Regions from separate parts of the Homo sapiens genome. Here region 2 is linked to region 1. The links are chromatin contacts, found by Hi-C in ENCODE. All regions are on one chromosome and are shown on one strand. The core of a region is the stretch at or near the end of the contact, and the rest is flanking DNA. Distances in the headings are between cores, read along the strand shown. Region 1 overlaps MYT1L (myelin transcription factor 1 like). Region 2 overlaps TRAPPC12 (trafficking protein particle complex subunit 12).

Region 1 (2,634 bases), core at 101-2,600:
AAACAAATTTTTCCTACCAGCCACCAATACATACTTGGTATTACTTTTTGCTTAAGAAAAGAAAAAGATTCTTAAACTTTCTAATTCAAGTACATAGTGCATGTTTATTTAAAATTTATTCATTTTAATATGGCTAAACATTTTTGAGATGTTCTTTTTTGTTGGGGCAGAAGGAAGTTGACTCTTCTGCTCAAATTTAAAGTGAGATATTATAGCCAAATAATTCAGTGAAAATCATATTTTTACTACCTATAAAAGTTTTTGTGGTAGTTTTTATGTGTTTAAATGTCATTTATGAAAGTATAATCCATTGTTTGATAAGAAAATAGGTGTTTTAACCAGCACCTGTGGCAACTTAATGTCCTGTCAAATACTTTTATTGCTTGGTTTATGTGTCCTTCTTGTTATAGGAGAATATGCCTTTTTAAAAAGCTTATTAATAGCACTTTCCCAATTTATATCTTAAAAATCCAAAGAACACTGGATTAATAAAATTTGGGAGGGTAGAATAAAATAATTGATGACTCTTGCTGCATTTCTCGGGTGGGATGGGGCTGTTGGAGAACCTGAACTACTTTGAAAACATTAGGTCTCAGTATAAATACAACTCACAACTGCTAACTTGGAGGGTGGCGGGGGAACACTGTGAGTTTTGTTTTGTTTATTGATTAGTCTTTAAAGTAGGGCTTTTTTTGAGATTACTGGGCCATCATTAAATGTGATTATGTAAAGAGATTAATGATACATATGGAGGGCTCTACCCAAGTCCGCTAAATAAGCACTACTCAGGTGCAGACTGCAAGCTCAAATGTATCTGTGTTATGAGATTAACGGAAAATAGCAAGTGTGCTGCTGAAGTCTACACCAATGGGGTTAGATGAGTGCTATGCCCTTAATTTTAAAATCAAATTAGGTTTCAGTAAAAAAAGTTTTTAAAATGTCCTTTTTCATCATGAAAACAAACAAAACTATATTGATTTAGCTCATTTTTAGAGCTTTCACTGTACTGAGGAAGAAAAAAATCATTGGAAGGAGGCTTTTCTCTCTTAAAAGGATTGTTCTCATTTCCAGGATTTCGAGTTGGGCGGGTGGGGCGTTCATCCCAGGCGTGCCACTTGCTAGCCGCGTGAATGAATGTGGGGAAGCTGTTTGGCCCGAGAAGGCTCACAGTCCTCCTGGGCCTGACGTCGTCTCCTTCTCTTGAGACGCCTCTCCACCCGCCTGCATAGGTTCCTGTGAACGCCACAGTTCAGGCTGCCCTCAACGTCCTCACTAGCGCCCAGAGCAGAGACATGCTGGAAACACTGGCTGTGTCTCCCTGAGATAACCAGCCCCCGGTTTTCGGGGGTGGTAATTCAGCTTTTCCGTCTTTAGGTGGTGCTTCTAGACCACATAAGGCAGCCCAGAATGGCTTTTCAAGGGTTCCTCCTTCCAACCGCTCTTGGTATCCATTTTTATGTTACTGTTCAAGAATTTAAGGCTCTTTAAAAACTCATAGATTTACATACAAATTTCCTAGCTTTAAGAAATCTCAACATTAAAAAAATACAATGTTCTGAAGTCGATGGATGGGGAAGTGACTGTTCATCTAACAAAAGGGATCTTCGCCTCTCAAACGGAGTCAGCTCCAGGATCCTCGACCACGGGCGTGGCGTGAAATCGATTTACAAACACGCGATTTGTATCTGCCCATCTAGGAGCATTGCCTTTTCCACGAAGGAAGCCCAGGTGGGACAATCAGCATCCCCCGTGGATAGAATCAGATGGCAGCCTGTGCTGCACAGCTTGGGTTTGGAAATGGCAGAAGAGATTGACTGGGTTTCCATGGAAACGGCCTCTCAGCTCCCTTTCAGGGAGGCTGCGGCTCTCAGCGCTGCAGCACTCAGGCTGCTGGGGAGCAGAGTGGGGTTGGAAAGAGCACCACTCACCTAGCGCCCCGCCTGCTTTCCTGACAGTTACCACGAACAATAACAGCAAGGCTATTTTAAGTTCCTGTAGATGGTTAAGGTGTAAACTTGCATTAAATAAAACGCTTGGTTATATATACATATGTATATATTTTCTTTTCTATTCCAAAGATACTATTGCTAAAAACAACTGGAGAAAGAAGATGATGAACAAATAATCTTGAAACCCACACGAGCTGCCCCACGGATATTTTCAAGACAAAAATAGTCCTGATCTTGCTTCATCTCTGGTCATGGGTTTGCCTGAGATTAAGAATTTAAGAGAAATAAAAAATAAAAAAAAAGGAAGAAGAATTGAAGAAAAAATAACTTTTGGTTGTACATATTAAGAGAAAATAACTTTTGGTTGTACATATTACTATCTGGTTGAAAAAATGTGTCTTGTATAGACATTTACGAGTGGTGATGGAAAAATCATAATAAAATATTTTAAGCAGTATTTACATTACAGCCAACGTGCAGAATTCAGGCGAATTCTAAAAAAACAAAACAAAACAAAACAAAACCACCCAAGCAACAACAAGAAAACAAAAAGTAAAAGACAGGGACGCTCAGAAGCATTTGGAACTCTGACTTTAAGGCAAGAGCCCTTGTCAGGTAGAAACATCTGTTCCTGTTGCTTTTGCAGATCTGAGGCATCTGAGGAACCCTTGGACTTGACCCCTTG
Region 2 (2,634 bases), core at 96-2,595, 1.6 Mb after region 1:
ATTGATGCTTACAACACCTGAAGACAGGCTTCCCCACAAGACCTTCTTAGGACGTCACCCCAGAGCTCTCAGCCCGCAGGGAAACAGCTTAGAAATCAAGGAGCTGAACTGAGGCTGTCATCTGTTTTTCCGTGTCTCCTGGCTCTCGCCAGCCTGTGCAACGGTGTTTTTTGGCTCCTCTCTTTGTTTGGAACGCACCCCACACCTGGCTCACCTCCCACACTGGGCATCAGGGTGCCCTGTGTGGAGCTAGTGTCCCTGCAGCCAGCTGTGCGTACTGAGAGCTACTGCAGGAATCAGCTAGCAGCAGGCGCTCCGGAGCAGTGCTCGTAACACCTCCTGGGCTGTTCGAAGACAGCGACCTTAACTCCCACACCCATGCGGCTTTCATGGGGCCAAGGTCATTCCTGAGCTTGATTTTCAGCAAGGCAGAGCAGGCAATTTACCAGCGGAGAACTGTGCTCACGGGCTCTGTCATGAACCCTGAAGTGGCAGCCCTGCTTTATGCACGGACCCTGCAGCATCCCCAGAGGTGACTGTGACCCCGGGCACTGCTCCGAGCAGGCTGGGTGCGGGTATAGATTCACAGCCATCAGTGGCTCAGGCATTCCATCAGGAAGACGTGCAGCCCGCACCCCGGCTTTAGCGCAGCCCCAGTGCCCAGTGCGGGGCCGCTGCCTTTGCGCTTCTGCGTCTACGTCAGGCTGGACGCACAAGGAGACTCGGCGTCCTGTTCATCCTCGGTAGCAAGCGACCGTGACGCAGCCTCGCACTACTGCAAGCCTCAGCCTCCTCCTTAAAATAAGGGCATAGATCTGAGATCTCTGAAATCCCTCCCAGCTCTGACATTCACACAGCTCTCTCCTCTCCTTCAACACACTGGATAAAGGAAATTACGGTTTTCAAGTTCTGTGGTTTTGCTCAGAGCAGGTTTTTCTTCCGCTGCCACTCCTGAGATAGTCCCACTGAGGTCAGGTGGCCCGCACAGGTGCTTTGTTCTGGTCCTCACCCTCCTCCCACCCGCCCCCTTCCCTTCTCCAGCCCCCTCTGGCTTCTGCAGCAGGGCTTGCCCACCTCTGAGTGGGAGTGAAAAGTAGGCCCTCCTGCTCCCCTGCCCTGGTGGCCTCTTCACCACCCAAGGCTTGGCCAGCAACCAGGTGACCCCGAAGCACCCGGCCTGACCCCTCTGCCTCCCAAAACAGGCCATTCTCCCTGTGCTGCCTGTGGCCAGCCCTGACACCCCCACCTGGCGGTCTGGGCGGTCCGCAGTAGGCCTCCACCTGCTGAGGGCATTGTCAGCGTCACCTGAAAGTCACCAGCTTGCCGGAACATTCTTATGCAAAGACATGAAGAATCAATTATAAATTCACAGGACTGACGTTTCACTAATCATGGGGCTAAAACTCCCCAGGGAGGAAAGTTCCCTGTTCCACTGGCGGGCTTTCATTTGCATTTTAAGACACATTAATAGAAAACGACGGAATGGGCTTTTCTTTGTGGCACTGTGGTAGTAACACCACCACCAGGCTCCGAATGTGAGTCTTCTTCCTGTATTGCTGGGACTCAGTACAGAACATATTATTGCATTTCAAAAATACTTTTACAATGGACATGATTTAATTTGAAAGTTCAGCTTAAGCTTTCATTTTCATGAGTTAAAAAAAGGAGGCAAAAATGTTGCAATTAAAGCCAAGCCAAGCATATGCACTCTCTTGCCATCTAGTGAGCATACAGGGTATTGCAACAGTGTGTGATCTTAATAATATGGGGTATCCTGTTAATTAAATTATGTATATGGGCTAACAATGAGTTATTTAATCAGCCATTTAATTATCTTGAATAACATTTTTATTACAGTGAAATAAATACCAATTTAACTTCTTAGCAATGAAATGTATTCATACGTTTTAGCCCTGGATAAATCTGCATGATATGCTATAATGCACAGTGGCATGTATTATAAAGCATTGAAAATGTCACTATCTTCACTTTTTAAATACTTCTTCCTCTCCTTAGGCCTCACTGTAGCCTTAGGGCACCTGCACTGGCAGACCATATGGATGCAGGTGCCTGCCACCTTAGGTGGCTTGGGCCCCCCCTCCCCCGGGTGCCCCTGGGAGGCCACTTCCCTCCTGGTGTCCCCACAGCTCGCCAGTATGCACATCAGAACCCGCCGTGGCTCCGCACATGATGGAAAGGAGCACGCAGCTGCATCAGCTACCTTCCGTCTTGCTGAAATTAGACTGCAGAAGTCCTTGCTGGTTGCAGAATGGTTGTAAATCTAGTTTCACGGCCTGTAAACACGTGTGGCTGCTGAAAAGAAATGGTGAAGATTGAGCTAAAATAGACTTGTCCCTGGAAGTAAGTCATTCATGTCCTTTACAAAAGCCAAATCCACAGGATCTGGAGAGTAGGTTAAGCTCTCTTGAGGAGCTTCTTTTGGCCATTTTACCTGTGAAGGGCTGTTTCCTCTTCAGTAAATAAAGTCATTAAGTAACCGTCAACCTAAGGAAACTTTGTAACACAATCCCAAATCCTCATCTGCTGTATTGACGATGGGCCCCCTGAAGTGCCCCAGAATTCTTCCCCCAACTGCAGCCCGGACACACAGACACGTGTCATGTTCACACCTGA

The links. Hi-C counts contacts between places; a loop is a spot of excess contacts on that map. Pooled maps may share reads with other maps.
Region 2: a map of A673 shows a loop between it and region 1 (4-fold over the local background). The contact joins two enhancer-like sites. A Hi-C loop is called at or near these places in 4 of 168 maps with a recorded cell type or tissue (A673, chondrocyte, esophagus muscularis mucosa and 1 more), 1 of 37 single-sample maps with no recorded cell type and 10 of 50 pooled maps.

Annotation. Positions count from the first base shown.
Region 1 is chr2:1,853,626-1,856,259 of GRCh38, forward strand. All of the region lies in intron 18 of MYT1L (myelin transcription factor 1 like), which reads right to left. Among named protein-coding and RNA genes, the nearest start is that of PXDN, 110 kb to the left of the region's middle. Within about 2 kb of position 1,351, at least 2 of the 41 ENCODE cell types and tissues checked have a DNase peak (open chromatin) inside an H3K27ac peak, as active enhancers do; they include A673, where a contact is called at or near this core.
Region 2 is chr2:3,460,711-3,463,344 of GRCh38, forward strand. All of the region lies in intron 8 of TRAPPC12 (trafficking protein particle complex subunit 12), which reads left to right. Among named protein-coding and RNA genes, the nearest start is that of TRAPPC12-AS1, 21 kb to the right of the region's middle. RefSeq lists an enhancer at 1-845. Within about 2 kb of position 1,346, at least 8 of the 41 ENCODE cell types and tissues checked have a DNase peak (open chromatin) inside an H3K27ac peak, as active enhancers do; they include A673, where a contact is called at or near this core.